Regions from separate parts of the Homo sapiens genome. Here regions 1 and 3 are each linked to region 2. A link is a loop called in an ENCODE intact Hi-C map of the cell type or tissue named here. Cell type or tissue: endothelial cell of umbilical vein. All regions are shown on one strand. Each heading gives the region's core, and the rest is flanking DNA. Links, peaks and the distances in the headings are about the cores only. Region 1 overlaps LOC107986464 (a long non-coding RNA gene). Region 2 has its middle 130 kb from the start of NMUR2. Region 3 overlaps GRIA1 (glutamate ionotropic receptor AMPA type subunit 1).

What was found. Peaks named below come from ENCODE experiments on the same cell type or tissue, not always from the same donor. Only the 100,000 strongest peaks of a DNase experiment are listed, where the experiment ranks them.
Region 1: it touches region 2 in a loop (21-fold over the local background); 93 of 110 quality-filtered maps call a loop at or near these places.
Region 3: a loop joins it to region 2, with 26 times the contacts of the local background. A loop is called at or near these places in 14 of 110 quality-filtered maps.

The regions. Positions count from the first base shown.
Region 1 is chr5:153,962,278-153,969,933 of GRCh38, forward strand. The region is part of intron 1 of LOC107986464 (a long non-coding RNA gene); the gene reads right to left. Among named protein-coding and RNA genes, the nearest start is that of LINC01861, 67 kb to the left of the region's middle. In endothelial cell of umbilical vein, for the core only: a CTCF peak has its summit at 2,955 (motif pointing left); a DNase peak (open chromatin) is centred at 2,884.
Region 2 is chr5:152,529,363-152,537,018 of GRCh38, forward strand. No RefSeq gene overlaps it. Among named protein-coding and RNA genes, the nearest start is that of NMUR2, 130 kb to the left of the region's middle. In endothelial cell of umbilical vein, for the core only: no CTCF peak of the experiment used is centred there; a DNase peak (open chromatin) is centred at 3,459.
Region 3 is chr5:153,495,807-153,498,306 of GRCh38, forward strand. The region is part of intron 2 of GRIA1 (glutamate ionotropic receptor AMPA type subunit 1); the gene reads left to right. Among named protein-coding and RNA genes, the nearest start is that of GRIA1, 6.4 kb to the left of the region's middle. In endothelial cell of umbilical vein, for the core only: a CTCF peak has its summit at 1,151 (motif pointing right); a DNase peak (open chromatin) is centred at 1,185.

The DNA of each region.
Region 1 (7,656 bases), core at 1,964-4,463, 1.4 Mb after region 2:
TCCATGTCCCTGCAAAGGACATGAACTCATTTTTCTTATGGTTTCATAGTATTCCATGGTGTATATATGCCACATTTTCTTTATCCAGTCTATCATTGATGGGCATTTGGGTTGGTTCCAAGTCTTTGCTATTGTAAATAGTGTTGCAGTAAACACACATACGCATGTGTCTTTATAGCAGAATGATTTATAATCCTTTGAGTATGTACCCAGTAATGGGATTGCTGTGTCAAATGATATTTCTGGTTCTAGATCCTGGATGAATTGCCACACTGTCTTCCACTATGGTTGAACTAATATACACTCCCACCAACAGTGTAAAAGCATTCCTATTTCCCCCACATCCTCTCCAGCATCAACAACAGAGATTTCTTTCTCACAGTTCTCATGGCTAAGAAGTCCAAGACCAAGACATCAGCAAATTCAGTGTGTGGTGAAGGCCAGCTTCCTGATTCATAGACACCCGACTTCTTGCTGTGTCTTCCTCACATGAGGAAGAGAAGACAAGAGGGATCTCTCTGGAGCCTCTTTTATAAGAGTTTTCATCCCATCCATGAGGGCTCAGCCCTCGTAAACCAATTACCTACCCAAAACCCCACAAGTATTCTCACATTGGGGATTAAGTTTTAATATGTGGATTTTGGGGGGACACAAACATTCTGTCTACAGCATATGGCTGATAAGTGACAGAATTGGTATCTAAATCCAGGCAGTCTGGTTCCAAAGCCTATACCCTTAACTGCTACCTTGTACTTATCGAAAATCTACTCTAGGTATTGCAGGCGTATATTAATTCACATGGAGACATCCTACTCATTGTTATTATTATTGATCTATTATTGAATGAAAAAGAAGTGGCAACAGAATGTATAAGTTTGATCCTTTTGGGAGAAAAAATATATATGAATATATCATTGCAACAGCTAGAACATAAAAAGTAATGTAATGTGACAAGGTGGTGGAGGAGGGTGGCTACAAGTTTACACTTGAGAGTCAGACAGACCTCAGCTGAATCCAGGAAGCCCCAGTCTCTCCCTGTGTAACTATGTCCAGCAATCACTTGTCCTCACTAAGCCTCAGTTTCCTCATCTGTAAATGAGAGGCTGAACCTAAAATCATCAGTGTACAGATCAAACACAAAAGACCATCTAGTATGTTATTCCATTTATATGAAATGTCCAGAAAAGGAAAACTGCAGAGACAGAAAGTAGATTAGTGGCCACCTGGGGCTGAGGGTAGGAACTAGGATTAACTGTAAATGAGCCTAAGGGGTTTTACTGCGATGATAGAAATATTCTAAAACTGGACTATGCTGATGGTTGCACAACTTTTTAAACTCACTAAAAAAACTCTGAATTGAAATGATTAAGGAATTAAAATGGATGGACTTCATATATGGAAATTACACCTCAATAAACTTCTAAAAAATTATGTAAAACTGCTATTACATAGTAGGCCCTCAACAAATAGAGGTGGTTATTACCATTACAATTGTTAATGGAACTATTAACAGGTTTAGAAAGTGGTATTCCCAATAAATTAAAACATTTTTGCTTATGCTTATCTGTAATTTTTACACTTGTACAAGAAATGTATTTCTTATACAATAAAAAGAGAAAGGGAAAAAATCAATTCCATTAAAATATCATGGAAGGAAAGGATCCTATTATCATGGGAATGATTTTAATTTTCCTCCCTTAGCTTATTTTCCATTTTGCAACAATGAATGTGTACTGCTTGGATAAAATAATGGATTATAGTTTTTCATAAATAGTTTATTTTATATTCCATCTTTTGCTAGACACCAGGCAGCATATAAGGTGTTCTGAGAGGTTGCCCCCTAGGGTCTTGCCGTCTAGAGTGGAGGCAGGAGAGATAAATGGCCGATCTGGAAAGTTGGAGAACAAGTAGTTCATGCTAAGAAACCAAATGAGTTGCCCCCAGAAAGGCTAGCGGACCCCAAAGAGGAGGAATGCGCTGGCTCAGGGCCACCCATGCTCTCCTGCGGCAAGCCTGGAGCAGGGCCTCGGGAGAAAGCCAAAGAGGAGGAATGTCTACATACTCATAAATATGAATTGAGCACTACCTCCATGCCAGACCCTGCGAGGAGCTGGCGATGCATGGTGACAGGACTGACAAGGTCCCTGCTCTGCGATGCCACACCCCCCGGGCATGGAGGGGTGTCGAGACCCTGCCGCTTCAGCTTGGCTCTGAGCACAGCATGCACCAATTATCCTTTGTCTGGTCGATGTGCTGGTGCCTGGGGAGGGTGGGGAGGTGGGGAGCCTCCCCAGGGATTCCCTGCTGCCCAAGCCCTCATCCACAGCTGGGCAAGGGCAAGAATTAGAGAAGGCCCAGAATTACAACAAGTCCTGGGTTCTCATCCTGGCACTTGGTTCCACAGGAGTAAATCCCTTCCTTGCCGAGACGTCAGTTTCCTCATCTGCATAAAAGAGAGTGTAATGGTCACGCGCCTCCGCAGATCTGTAGCCAGAGCTTCTAGGTTCAAGCCTGGCTCTGCCACATACCCAGCAACTTGACCTTGGCCAACTTTCTTAGCCTCTGAAAGCTCCAGTTTCCTCTTCTGAGAAAACGGGTGAATTGCTAGCACCTAACCCAGGGAGGTTTGTGGGGATGGGGAGGACTGAACAAGGTAAAGCATAGAAAGCTCGGAACAGGGTGCCAAGCATATACTTGGCAAATGTAAACTACAGCTGCAGCTTACTTCCAAATCTACCACCGGATGGCTCTAGGGGATTCGGAATTCCTGGGGCATCCCAACCTGGAAGATTGTGAGGTAACAGCACCAGCTTAGCAAAAACATATCTAAAAGGATAGCTAGAATTTGGGAGGGACGGAGGGGCTATAAAACCGGGAGAGGAAAACAAATGATTACGTTCCTCCCATTAGCTTTGCACGCCCCTTACCCACATACTCAGTCCAGGGCTGACACCTGCTGGCTGAAGAGGAGCATTGCAAAGAAAAGAGACCTTTCCCACTGGCTGGGGGATCTGAAAGTAATGTTTAACCCCAGAGAGAAAAGACAGGTAGGAGCCTTAGATATGAGGATGAAGGGGCCTGGGATGTTTGCACTGGAAAGGTTTAGGTAGAAGGAATTTAGGCTGCCCTGGAGCTATGAGACCCAAGTTCAAATCCCAGCTTTTCTACTTACCAGCTGTGAGACTGGATAAACCATTTAACCTCCCCAGGCCTCAGTTTGCTTATATATGAAACGGGAATAGTAGTGTCTCATTCTATGGTGAAAATGCACATAAAGTGCCCGACAGAGTTGGTGACTCCGTAAAGGTTACTTTTCCCTCTGGATGTCTCCACCTCACTCCTGGGATCTCAAAGGTGAAGTACTTTGCAGGGGTCCTCAAACTTATTTATGTCACCATCCCCAAGTGCCTATCAAAAACACAAATGCTCAGGCTCCCCTGATGTTGCTGTGGATCAGCTCTCTAGGGATGACAGCCTAGGTGTCTGTGTTGTACCAAACTCCCAATCCTTATGCCCCTCCAAGTTTGAGAGCCTCCAGAATCGTGTGAGAGCACCAGGCTAGGAGTCTAGCTTTGTCTCTCCCAGGGGCATTCCCTTGGCCTGTCTCCATTTACCCACCCACTAAATGTGGCCAGGAGTCCTGCCTGGCATGCTTCTCAACAGGGAGGGTGCTTTGGAAACTGTGATGCTAATGCTGAAATGAAAAAGCAGGAGTGTCCAGAATAGTAAGGTACTTGCCCTCATGGGGTCTCTCCTTGAGAATGAGCTTAGGAGATGAAGCCACTAAAGTCAGGGTGGAGATGGAGGGAGATGATGGAGAGAAGAGGGGAAGCTGGCATAGCTCCTTCAGGGCATCCAGGGGCTGGCTGTGCAGGAATGGATGATCAGGAGCTGGTCACCCATGAGCTGTGTGACCCATCCCAGCAAGAAGAGGCAGGCAGCAAGGAGAGAATTCCAGCTGTGGGACCCACAGGAGCCCCCACAGTAGAAGCCCGTGGGGAGAGTGAGAAAGAATCCTGGCTGTGCCTAGAGCGGCAGCCCCTCCACTCCCCTGGGCCCCTCCCAGGTTGCCTTCCTCTCCCCTCCTGGGTGCCTATAACCTGGCTAGACTCACAACCTCTACACCCTGGAGGCAGATGGGGTCTTTGTTTTGTGTGTGTGTGTGGACAGTAAAATCAAGGCTTGGAGAAGAGAAAGGAGTCCCTTGCCCAACTTCTTAATGAATCCTCAGCCCAAACCTCCCTAAATTTTCATGACAATAACAGAGGAGGCTGGTCAAGGATTATTATTTCTGTCACACAGAGGAGAAATTCAGATCAGAGATGACATGTAATTTATCCAAGAACACACAGGAGAGTTGAGCCTCAGACTAGGCTATCATTACTACCATGCCGCACATACTCATTCCTGCTGCAGATAAAAGATTGGGCCAGTGACCCCCTGGGTCACTTCCAACTCTATATTTTCTAATTCCAGAACTGCAATCTATTCTTTCAAATTTATGTCTTTCTGGTTCCCCCAATGAACCATCAGCTCGAACCAAAATGGCCTCTTCTTGATTCCCTAAACAAACCTGAGACTTCCCACTTATTTTTCTGTTCCAAACCTCCCCTCACCACACCCAACCACACCCTCATTCTTCCATATTTGTGAACATTCTCCAGTCCTTCAAAGCCCAGCTCAATTCTCACCTGCTCCAGGAAACCTTCTCTAATCCCCCCAGTGAAAAAATAATATCGACTTGTGTGAACAGGGAAATGGAATCAGAAATACAAGCTATTTAATAAGCATCCCTACCTGGCGCTGTGCTATGAAACACATATACATGTATTATACGCCTTCTATACATGTACATTATTTGCAGTACAGTTAACCCTTGAACAACGTGGGTGTTAGGGAGCCAACCCCAGGAACAGTCAAAAATCTCTGTCTAACTTTTGACTTCCCCCAAAACTTAACTGCTAATACCCTACTGTTCACTAGAAGCCATACGGATAACATAAACAGTCTATTAATACTTTTTTTTTTTTTTAGATGGAGTCTCTCTCTGTCACCCAGGCTGGAGTAATTGGCACGATCTCGGCTCTCTGTAACCTCTGTCTCCCGGGTTCAAGCGGTTCTCCTGCCTCACCCTCCCAAGTAGCTGGGACTACAGGTGTGTGCCACCACGCCCAGCTAATTTTTGTATTTTTAGTAGAGACAAGGTTTCACCATGTTGGTCAGGCTGGTCTCGAACTCCTGACCTCATGATCCGACTGCCTCATCCTCCCAAAGTGCTGAGATTACAGGCAGGAGCCACCATGCCTGGCCAATTAATACACATTTTTATGTATTACATGTATTATATACTGTACTCTTACCCTAAAGTGAGCTAAGGAAGAAAAAAATATATTTACTACTTATTATGTGGAAGCTGATCATCATAAAAGTCTTTATCCTCATCTTCACATTGAGTAGGAGGAGGAGGAGGAGGAAGAGGGACTGGTCTTGCTGTCTAAGAGGTGGCGGAGGTAAAAGAACATCTGAGTGTAAGTGGACCCGCACAGTTCCAACTCGGAGTGGTGAAGGGTCACTTGTGCATGATGTACATGTGTATATATTATCTCATTTCATCTGCAAAATCTCAACAAATAGTTGAGAACAAAGAGTTAGCCTGTCTTACAGATGTGGAAACCAGATCTCAGAGAGCTTATGTGGCTCACTTAAGGTTATCTGGGAGAGAAAGCCTCAGGAGGAAAATATTAAAACCCAGTGTAGGAGAGGGTTGGGGTGTGACAGGGAGGCAGGTTTCAGAGCAACATGACAAAGAATGTGGAGCAAGCAAGAAACTAAAAATCCTTGAGAACCTGTGGTCAGAAGGCTCCAGGTCTAAAACACCAGGTGGGAGAGTCATTTCCCTCACGCAACAGCAGTGTGTTAATTCACACAGCACCTTCATCTGCTTTATCTCATTTAAAAACAATCATCTTTTTAGATAGACAACATCATCATTCTACAGAGAGAGAATCAAAGGCTTGAGAAAATCCTAACCAAGCTCACACAGTCTGTAGGTGAGACTGGAATATGAAGCAAGCTGGATTTCAGAATCTTTGTTCTTTCTGATACACAACTGTATTATTTACAATATCGCCTAGAAATGTTTGCATAGAAGCCTGCCTCTACTCTTGGTTCACCCTCTGTTTGTCACAGGGCCTCAGGAGCCACCATTCTGCATGTCAGTGCACCCTCTCAATGCTCATTCAACTCTGACATTCCAGGACTCTTTCGATTTTGTGAAAAGCAGCTTGTTTTTTTGATCTTCAAGAGCTTCAGATGAAAATAAAATGATGTCTAGAGTAGCTCACCTTTCAGTAGATCCATGGATAGGTGCCAAAACCAGGCGCTGGATAAAAAGAAAGCAGAGCAGGGAGAAAAAGGGCTCAGAGCAGGAGTGAACACCCATTCATTCAGCAGAGGGCTGTGAGTCCCTCCGCAGGTTGCGGGTACTCTGAGGACAGACCGACGCACCCTGCCCTCCCGGATTCCCAGACGCAAACGCCTCCTCCTCCCTCACCAATTTGCAGAGTGTTGGCCATGGAGGAGGAGAGCACAGAAGGGCACTTCCTCCCTTGGGTCCTGATGGTCAAATGAGTGGGCCACGTTCAAGCTCTGAGAATCTCAGCAGCTGCTGTGGGCTCCACCACTCTCAACCACTGGAGAGGGGCCAAGGGGGCCAAGGTACCTGCCAAGGGCTCACCTGCTGCCACTGCCCTGGAGAGTCCTGCCCACTCTTAACCACAAGCTCTACCTGTTACTACTTGTCACCCTCCCAAATCCAGCTGTGAGTGGACCTTTCCTGGGTGACCACCCCCGCCAGCATCCAACCTTTCCCCCCGATCCCCACAGCTGGAAATGAGCTTTCCCTTCTCCGTGGTTGCATCCTCCCTTTGTCCTCTCCCCCTTCCCTGTGTCTTCATCTGATCCACCCAAACAGATCCCAGTCCAAGAGTAGGTTCTGATTCCCTCAGGGATCCCTCCAGGGTCTAGCACCTTGTAGGTGCTAATAACAGTTTCTAAAACAATGAGTGAGTCATTGAGTGAGTGAGGGAAGTCAAGCAAGGACAAGCTCCATGGTCCTGATGCTGTAAAAGCAGCTGGTTGGTGACAGGCCATCCAAGCCACAGCATGTGGGTAGTTTGGGTCAGTCAGACTTGTCTACCTGAGACATCACCAGCAGGCAAGCCCACCAAATGCCAGTGAAGGAGAGCCAGATATCCATCCTCAGGGAGCCCTAAAAACACCGAGCAATTGTGGGCAATGGTGACTTCGTTATCTAATGGGTTCAGATAGTGCTTTCTCAAAGAAACTTTCATGAAAAAGGAACTAATTTTGAGAAGTGATCTGCAAGAACAGGGCCTGTGGTGAAATTTGTGTGGTGAATACAATTCTCTCCTTCTTATAGGCCCAGTGCCCCCAGCATCTTAACGCTCTGTGAGGTCATGGTGCAAGGCAACTGTTTAACTTCGAGTTTCTCACACTTACTTGACAGCTTCATTTTTCTTTAATAAAACCTATTTAACATCTCAAGAAACTAGTGTTCCAGTGGTCACAATCAGAAAATGGGAGGGAGCTGGCTTTTCAGACATTTTAGCTCTAAAGGAGGTAATTTATGATGAT
Region 2 (7,656 bases), core at 2,049-4,548:
GTTGTATCATAAGGACTAGGTCAGAGAAAAGAAGCAGGAAAAAAATGTGCCTTCGTGGAACTCACATTCAAGTGGGGCAGTGATGAGAGGAGACAAACAGCAAAATGTAATAAGTAAGCAATATAGAAGTATGGGCAAGTTATAAGTGCTATAAATAAAAGACATGGGAGCTGGGGGAGGAGATTGCAATTTTAAACAGGGTTGTCAGGGAAGACTTGCTAATGAGGTGACATTTGAGCAAAGCCTGCTAGGAATGAAAGAGTAAGTCACACAGAGGCAATGGGGGAGGGGAAAGCATTTCCAGGAGGAGCCTCAAGGCAAAGGCTTGGAGGCAGGAGGTGCCTGGCAGTTTTCAGAAAAAGTAGGACTTGTGGCTGGAGTAAAGGGAGAGGGGAAAGAGAGAGGTGTGGTCAGAGATGTCAGGCAGCCAGAACATGGAGAACTTTGTAGGTCATTGGAAGGACATTGGCTTTTAAGCCAAGGAGATGAGAAGCCTTTGAGCAGGAGTGGCAGGACTCTTGTTTTAAAAAGATCTCCTGGCTGAATGGGCACTGTGGCTCATGCCTGTAATCCCAGCACTTTGAGATGTGAGGGGGGAGGATCACTTGAGGTAAGGAGTTTGAGACCACCCTGGCCAACATGGTGAAACCCATTATCTATTAAAAATACAAAAATCAGCCAGATGTGATGGTGCATGCCTGTAATCTCAGCTACTGAGGAGGCTGAGGCAGGAGAATCACTTGAACTCGGGAGGTGGAGGCTGCAGTGAGCCAAGATTACACCACTGCACTACAGCCTGGATGACAGAGTGAGACTCCATTTCAAAAACAAAACAGAAAACAAAACACTCCTGGCTTCTGTATTAAGATTAAGTAGAAGGATCATACGCCCTGCCTTGTGCAGGACGATCCTAGTTTATGCCTATTGTCCTAGCCCCTTTCACTTTCAAAAATGTCCCAAGTTAGAGGATGAAACACAGGATCTCCCTAAGAATAAACAACTAGGGGTAAGGATGAAAGCAGACACAACTAGGAAGCTGGTTTAATAATCCTGGTTACAAATAGTAGTGATGTGGAAAAGGGTGATGGCAGGGGAGGTGGTAAGAAATGTTCAAATTAGGCTTTATTTTCAAAGTGGAGCCAATGGGATTTCTACATAGTTCAGATGTGCGGAGTGGTAGAACGAAATGTTAAAAATGACTCTGCTGGGTTTTTTTGTTTGAGTGAAGAGAAAATGCATTTTTGTTAACTTAAATGTGGAGAAACTGGGACCTAATTGTCAGGGGAAGACTGGGAGTTTGGTTTTGGAAATTTTGTTTTTGGGTTGTCTATTAGATAATTGGGTGATAAAGAGTAGCCTCTGGAATGAATTTGGAGTTTAGGGGAGAAGTGCAGGGTAAATGTGTTTTCTCCATTTATTGAGTGCAATGTTTTACAAATATGCAGTTCCCTGTTAAAACTAAGTAGGCATAACTCAGCTATTTGCATCTAAACTGTCCCAGAAGTCAGGGCCTGATATCTCTTTTCTTCCTGTTTCAGTAACCACTTCTGTACCTTATGCTTTTAAGATACTTTTTTTTCTCTTTCTTTTCTTTTCTTTCTTTCTTTCTTCTTCTTCTTTTTTTTTTTTTTTTTTTTTTTTGCAATTCTAGTGGGACTCAAATGTAACACACTTTTATTGTTAAAGTCTAACAACTTAAGCAGAATTGTGATTTCAGACATTCTTAAATTTCCCTGGAAAATGAGAAACCTGTTGGACCTTCAGATAAACTCTTGCCTTCACTTCTAAATTATTTTCTTCCAATACCTATTTGAATATTTTTTTCTATTGCAATTAGTTTTTCTTCTTTTTCAGGGGAAGCAATTGTTCCTGTAATGGTCCTCTAGTATCTGCTCCCGTCTACATAGTTATATTTTTCACTAATCATTTTTATTTTGGTCTTTTTTGACTTCAACATTATATGTGATTTTTTCAAGCCTGCCTGCAACATCACTGACTTACTATTTTTCATAAATGCCATTTCTGCTTTAACTCCTCATCCTTTTAGACAGTATATGCAATACCAGTATTCCTGTACTGTTACTTTTCTTTTTATTGTGTGTTGTGGATTTATTTCATGTTTTAGAGCATTCATATTTCCTTAACAGGGAAAAGCAGTTGGAATGTATTATTTTCTTTGCTATCTCTCGTATTCCATATCTCTTTCATTCTTTCAGAGGTTCTGTATTAGGTTATTTCTTCTGCTTACCCGTCATTCAAAATGGGCAATTCTATTCAGTCCATAATAGTAAATATGGTTATTGAATGAGGCAGATTAAGTAAACCTCCAACAGAAAGCAACTTTATTCTTTTACTATTGCTGTTACTCTGTACTGTGTCAAACCGCCTTTCTATAGCCCTGACAGTACCTTGAGTATATTCCATAGCTTCTGATGTCACTTGTAGTAGTAATAAACTTCTCCAGGCATCCAGGCATCCTTTTCCAGGCATCCAGTCTAATATCAGCTTCAAGAGTTCTTCCAGTTTTTGCCTTTACCCCTTTTCTGTTGAGCCTAATCCAGGCTTGGTTACCAATGGAGAAGGCGAGGGATGGTTGGACAGCTTGGACATTTGCTCACTTGTGCTTAACAGGACTGCTCTGCCTCCTGTATGACTACAGGTAGGGCTGTGAGATAAGAGAAGAGGCATTAAAGTCTTATAGGACAGACGGGGTTGTAATCCCATGTTGATGCTCTCCAGCTATGAAGGCCGGCCCTATGAGGCTTTTGTGTAGACCCAACCTCTTCCGCAGAGGCATCCTGAGTCATAAGATGCCATCTGGGACTGTCTGCTGCTTAAGGCTCCTCAGTTGTGTCTAACAGTATGAGGTTATACATACAAGAATACATATTACATAGCATTGTTAGCGGTTATTATTACTCTTGTGAATGGTACTATTGTTACTACTGGTATGAGAGAGATTTTAGCCTCTTAATTTTGGCTAATTCTATGATGTACTTGTATAAGACAGGTGATGTTTAAATGAGAAATCATAACTAACTTTACTTGGCACTAGATATTTGAGAGAAATTGTATGTATTTATTTGTAGATTATATTCTGTTTTATTAGGGAGGAAAGAACTTAGAGGCTGAGTTTATTTCCATCATTAAAACAAAATAGATAACCAAGGCCCAGAGAGAAACAGAGGCCTGTCTACTCTCCAGGCACTAACAGTCAGGACTGGAACACAGAACTTCAACTTCTGTGTAGTTGTCCTCAGTTTCTGTGCTTTCTCCTTCTGAGGGGAGGTGCTCCGTACTTCAGGACTGAGTGTAGATCTCACCAGATTCTTCCTGCCCTCTTGGTGGGTAGCTCAGTTCTGACACATGCTTTGATAGATAATGCAACTTTTCCTTAAGGAACAAACCTTACCCTTTTAGTGAATGTTTGTAAACCTTTTAAGAATATAGCCACCAGATGTCACTGTAGGCTAGCTTATGCCAAATAAGACTATTGTATCTGTTGTCAGATTTGCTTTGAGGAGAAAATGGGATCGAATAAATGCTATACATCCTAATGTTTTAGCTTATAAGGGAATTTCTAGGGCTGTTTTGAGACAGACCACCAACCATGAGAACAAAATGCGAAAGAATCCTACAGACCCTGGTCTCTTGGTAATTACAGTTTAGTGGGATGTGCAGGAGGAGTCATGTGCAAAAAATTACATGTTACCCATCCCTTTTGCTTGCAAGTGAAATAGACCAAGACAGAAGACATCAGAGTGAGCGGAAGAAACAGCTGACAACATCGAAAGGGAGAAAATTGCAAGAAGTCTTGATGGATGTCTTAGATTTGGGTCTGTAGAGCGTTGAACCTGGAAGACGCCACTTGATGGTTAGAAAGGGGTGGGAAGGAAGGCAGAGTTAAATGTACAGCAACGTAAATGAGTGAAATGCCTGGACTTTTCAGAAGAATGGGAAGAGACTAGTTAACCATTCAAGATGGGATAAGTCCAAGAATGGTAGCGTGTAAGGCTGGCAGTGTGGCCTGGTGGGACAAACACAGTTTTTACAGACAGGCCACCTGAGTCCAAATCCCAGCTGTGGCACATACTAGTTGTTGGAACATACTCTGGGGCATGTTACCAACTCAAATTCCTCATAGAGAAAGTGAGATGATAATATATTCAACTCATAGGATTATGGAAAGATTGAGTTTATATTTTTACAGTGTTTAGAAAAGTGTCTAGCACTTAAGTACTACATTAAGTCTTTGAATAAATAAGTTTCTGTATAGCACTAGGCATAAGAAGTCAAAATAAGGTTAATGATTAAAAGGCAATAGTTTTGTATTATTTAAGGAATATTTATCTGGAAGTGAAGTGAACATAGGCCTGAGATATACCCAGATCAGCACCTGTTCACTGAACACTATGCCAGACATTTAATGGGTGTGGAATAAATTTTAAAAAACCTATAATGGTGTTGATAATAATTTCTATGTACTGAGCTGTAACTAGGGTCTAGGAACTAAGTTTGAAGTACTTTAAATGCATTACTTTAATCTCCAAAATTTGTAGGGTAGGTTATTATTATTTCAGTTTCATAGATTAGGGAAGTGAGACCCAGAGAGAATAATTAATTTGTTCAAGGTCATACAAGCAGTAAATAGCAAAGCTGAGATTCAAACCCAGAACCTGATCATTTAACCACTGCTCGAAGTACCTAAAAGACCTTGAGGCATACTATAAAATCACATTACTTTAGAGCCAAGAGGGACTTCAGTTTGACTGACTCGTTTTATGGATGAAGAAACTGAGAATTATAAATTTTAAGGGATGTATTCAATGTCATTTGGTTGAGGGATGGATGATATAAGAACTTAAATTTTCTGTTCCCAGTCCAGTTCTGAATATAAGGGGTTTTAAAAGTAAACAGGAAGTATCAATCCAGCGTATTATTATTCAAAGAGACTGTGCTAGATCTTTTATTTGTCTTTTGCTGACATTTTTTTTGTCTTGCTTCTGGTATAGTGTGAACTCTAGTGTGTTATAGTGGTCCTTGTTGTTTAAGATCTTTTTTCAAGATATAGAGTGGAGTGGAAACCCGCCTGGAGAGTATATAGTATTTAGTTCAAAATGTGAGTTACGTAGTGGACCTCAGACAGTAAAATCAGCTTCCTTGTCATCAGAGAATTCCAGGCAGGATAAGTTATCAACCTAGAATAATTCATGGAAGTTCATGTCCTCTACCAGGTCACAGTAATTGAAGTTTAATAGATTGCAGGCAGTGGAGGCAGAAAGGTGTAAACACTAATACATGACTAATTGTTTATTCCAACATATACAATAGACTGAAAATGAGTGTGAATTATAAATATGAAAGAGAGAGTAGATTAAGCCTTTGCATGATTAATGAGAAGTATATGTTGGAGAAAACAATTGTTAGTGTATGAGTGTTCACAGCTTTTCTTCCTTTACTGCCTGCCAAGTGGAATTCTGCCTGCCACGCTGTTTCTGGGATTCATTGTAAAAGCAGGATTGTGGGTAAGAGAGCTAATGGAAGTGAGCACAGATAGGCTGGATGGATTTAGTTTGGAATGAGCAAAGATGTCTCTTAGAAGAGGGGAAAAAACCAAGGTGGGTGGGATAAGAAAGATAAGAGTCAGCTTGGGGTGGGTTGAAGAGAGTTTTGCAGTTTTGAATTACAGTCAGTTGCTTTACTATGATAAATGAGGTTTAGATGCAATAGATGGATACAGAGAAAATCTTAAATTGGTAGGAGTTCTGAAATATACCTGCTATGGTTTGGATGTCCCCTCCAAAAGTTATGTTGAAACTTAATCCTCAATGCGGCAATATTGAGAGGTGGGGCCTTTCAGGATGATTGAACCATGAGGGTTTTGCCCTCAGGAATGGATTACTTTGTCCATAGACTAATGGATGATCATGGGAGGGGAACTGGCGCTTTATAAGAGGAGGAAGAGAGGCTTGAGCTAGTACGTTAGCACACTTGACCCCCTCGCCATGTAATGTCCTGTACCACCTCGGAACTCCACAGAGAGCCCCCACCAGCAAGAAGACCTTCATCAGATGTGGCCTCTCAACCTAGACTTCTCAGCCTCCTAACTCTAAGAAATAAATTTATTTTCCTTATCAAATCACCCATTTTTAGGAATTGCATTTTAAGCAATAGAAAATAGACGAATATAGTATTTCCTGGGATTTTACTACAAGGAAGCCTGATACAGACTCAAAGGACTCCTTAATTAAAATTTGAACATTAAAATAGTGGTTTTTCTAAATGTGACACCAAGCCATGTACTAAGTCAGAGGCTATCAGATTGATCTGGTCTAAATGTGAGGGGGAAATACATTTGTGTTGTACCTTAAACTCCTAGTAAGATCTTCACTTGTGTAACATCCTACTATACAGGACACAGTTTCCCAAACTGTATTCCTTGAGTCACTTGGATTAATTTTGTTAATAAGTGTTTGTACAATAAAGTTTTAAAACTAATACACGGTCTCTTCCATTCTGAGTGTCATGGAGCACATTAACATAGTAAAACCACCCAGAAATTCAGTATAACAAGGAAAAAATTTACATTTGACCACTGTTTTTCAGACTTAAGAAAATGTAGAACACCTATTACTTAACATCTTATGGGAATATTGTTTCATGGAATATTGTAGGAAATGCTAGTTCAGTTGAAAAAGTGTAGGTTTGGATAGCTGGAAACTAATTCCCAATTCTGGCCTTGTAAACTACTTAGCTGCAGTCAGTGCTACTCAAAATATGACCAAGGACTGCCAGTTTGCATACTACCTGCTATTAGACTGCACTACATAAGAAACTAGAATGTAATGAAATGTATAAAATAAGCATACAATTTAGTTGAGCTGGGGTTATTTGTAGCCAGACTTCGATGAAGGAAGTCATAAATGCTGATTTATATTCCATTACAAGTCTGACACTCTGAGTAGTATTAGCTGCAGTGATTGTAGTAAGTGACTTGATCTTTCTTTCCTTTTTTTTTTTTTTTTTTGAGATGGAGTCTTGCTCTGTCACCCAGGCTGGAGTGCAGTAGTGTGACCTCAGCTCACTGCAACCTCCACCTCCTGGGTTCAAGCGATTCTCCTGTCTCAGCCTCCTGAGTAGCTGATATTACAGGCACGTGCCACCATACCCAGCTAATTTTCGTATTTTTAGTAGAGACGGGGTTTCACTCTGTTGGCTAGGCTGGTCTCGAACTCCTGACCTCAGGTGATCTGCCCGCCTCAGCCATTTGTCCATAGATTAATGGTGGGATTACAGGAGTGAGCTACCATGCCTGGCCTCACTTGACCTTTCTGATTTAAATTTCACTTTCTCTCAAATGATTAGGTAGGAAAATAAACATGAAGATTCAACCTATTCTGAGTTCTATAACTCTAAACCTGGTAATCTTCTGGGAGCCTAGGGTCTTGGGAAAAAACTGAATATCTCTGTTGTAAACCTCTGGCATAATCCATGAGAATGATAAGGTTTCGACCTGCATCTTCACTTCTAAACTAGGAAAATGGAGACATTTAATATTCTCTAATTCTTGTCCTAATGAATGAACAGTAATGCTGATCTATATTTTATTGTTTTATTGTTGCTGTTTAAAGTCTATAGATATTATAGATAAAGACA
Region 3 (2,500 bases), core at 1-2,500, 960 kb after region 2:
CTTTACTTTTTAATGTGGCTTTGATTAGGGTCTTTGGAAGGGGCATTTGGTTGGGGGCATCAGTGTACCTATAAATGTTTAAACGCATATACATGTGCTAATTTATTTCCTGGAGCAGGGCTCCATAGCTTTTGTCATACTTTATAGCTTTTGTATTACTTGCATAGAGAATCAAGAATAAATAGCTGGTGTGTGTATTCACTCATGCTGCTGAGAAATATCTACAGCAGGTTTTGGTTGAAAGAGATGTGAACTGCTCTCCTAGTAGTGTCAAGATGTTGACTGGCACAGCAAGAAAATAAAAGACAAAAATAGGAGAAAAGGTTCTAAGGCAAAAGGTGGTGCTTCTGTCTTGTTATCTCAGCAACCTAAGACTTGATCTCTAATAGGGTTAATGACTGTTTATTAGGGAGACAGAAATATGATACAGACAATGTTGTTCATTTTGGTCAACAGGCCTGGAGTGGATGAATCTGAGTTCTTGAACTTGATGCTGCCATCCATGAACTAGTGTACAGGTTTCCATGAATTCCTGTCTTGTTCGTTCAGTTAATTCTTTAAGTGTTTCTTCAAAGCTATAAACTGAAATAGATATTGGAAATACAGAGATGATAAAATGCCCTTGCTCTCAGGTAGCTTACAGTCTAGTGGGAAACATTGTTATGGGGATTATCTGAGAAGCAATAATCTTATTTTGTGCTTAGACTTTGTGTTTCTTTTCTTTAGCTCCCAGATCCCAAAGGGGGTACTGGGCAAGTTAGGTGGAAATGGTGGCCTGGCTGGAGGAGCCTCTCTTAAATTTCATGTAAGGCTAGGAATACTTTAGGGCTGTGTTCACTGTGGTCCATTGGTTTGGGAAAACTTTACATCTGTCCCAATTTTAATTGAGTAAAAAATGTCAGTGGGAGCAAAGCAGTTTTAGGAAGAATGTACTCATTACTGATACATGGAAAAGCAAGAAAAGCATCTTATTCAGACTAATTTTCTGTGCTGTGTTTTTTGAAATCTGAATTAGTAGTTGCCTTAAATTAACTGCCCAATAAGTCTTAGATCTAGAAAATGACCAAATTTTATTTGTTTTTTTTTCATAATTTTTGCTGTCATTTGATTTTTTCCCTTTGCATTTTGCTATTCATTGTCCCTCCACCAGAGGGTGGAGAAGGGAAGGGAGAGGAAGTGTAATGGGACCTGTTCATGCTAGACATGTTAGCAGCAGGGGACTAAAAATGAGGAGAGGTGGTTATATGGTAGGGAAGGTGGGGAAGATAGAAGAGGACTATGGCTACTACTACTGGCCAAGGTGAGAGTTTGGTGCCTTCTTCGTGTTCAATCTTTCTTGCTTCCCTGGTCTGCCATTGTTAAAGAGTAAAGCCATTGAATCAGCAACCCAATGCCTTGGGATCTCCTTTAAGCACTTTTCCAAGCTTACAGGGGTAGAGTTTGGGGAGATTGTGCATAGAGAAGATATTTACTGATCAGCTACCCAGCTTATTTTGGTGCCTTTGTGGTAAGTGTAAATAAAGGAATAAATGAAATGCTGATTGAGATTATTACTATTAGAGGTCTGAGTAGCATAGTTGCAGCTTAATTCTTACCTTTTAATTTATTCACCTATTTATTCATTCATTCATTCAGCAAGTACATACTGAATGCCTACTTCATGCCAAACACTGGGCCAGACGCTAGGAATATAGGGGCCAGGAAAGAAGGCACAGCCTCTTTCCTTGTGGAGCTAACAGTTTAGCCCAGAGGTTCACAAACTTCAGTGCACTTAAAATTCACTCAGGGAGCTTGTTTAAAGCAAGACTCATGATGAACTTTTTACTTCTTGAATCAAGATATTCAAGAGTAGGCCCTGGAGGAATTCTATAGCAATTATTATGGGGATTACACTTTAAGAATCTCTTTAATCTAAAAAGTCTTCCATCCCTTTAGTAAGCATTTTTGAGCCCTCAACCAAACCTAGGCATGACATAAAGTGCTACAAATGCAGACAACAGTAAGTTGCATTCCCCACCCTGGAGTACTTTATCCATAGTAAGACATTTTCTATCCTGTAAAGAGAAAATTAAAATGTAATGTTGTAAGTGCTATAGCAGCAATTTGTATGGAGTATTGAAGATTCCTTGAAGAGTGGAGTTTGTCTCTAGGAGGTGGTGATTGAATTGAGCCTCAACGATAAATAGGGTTATCTATCTGCAGAAGGGGTCACCAAATATAGCCATCCACAAGCCAGTTCCAGCACAGAGACTGAGTTCTGGGCCCATACACTGTGTAAGAACCATGGAATTTCACATTAGAACTTGGACATCTTGTCTTGACTAATATTTTTAAATATTAAAATATCTGGCAACACTAGGGCCCAGGTCTATGCAGCCTCAATTTGCTGAGATGGGACAGAGTAAACCCCATCTACATGGCCTCTTTCCCAATCAGCCCATTCTTCCCATTTTCTTTACCTGCTGGCTTTGGCAAGCATTGAGTTTGCAAGCCCTGATTG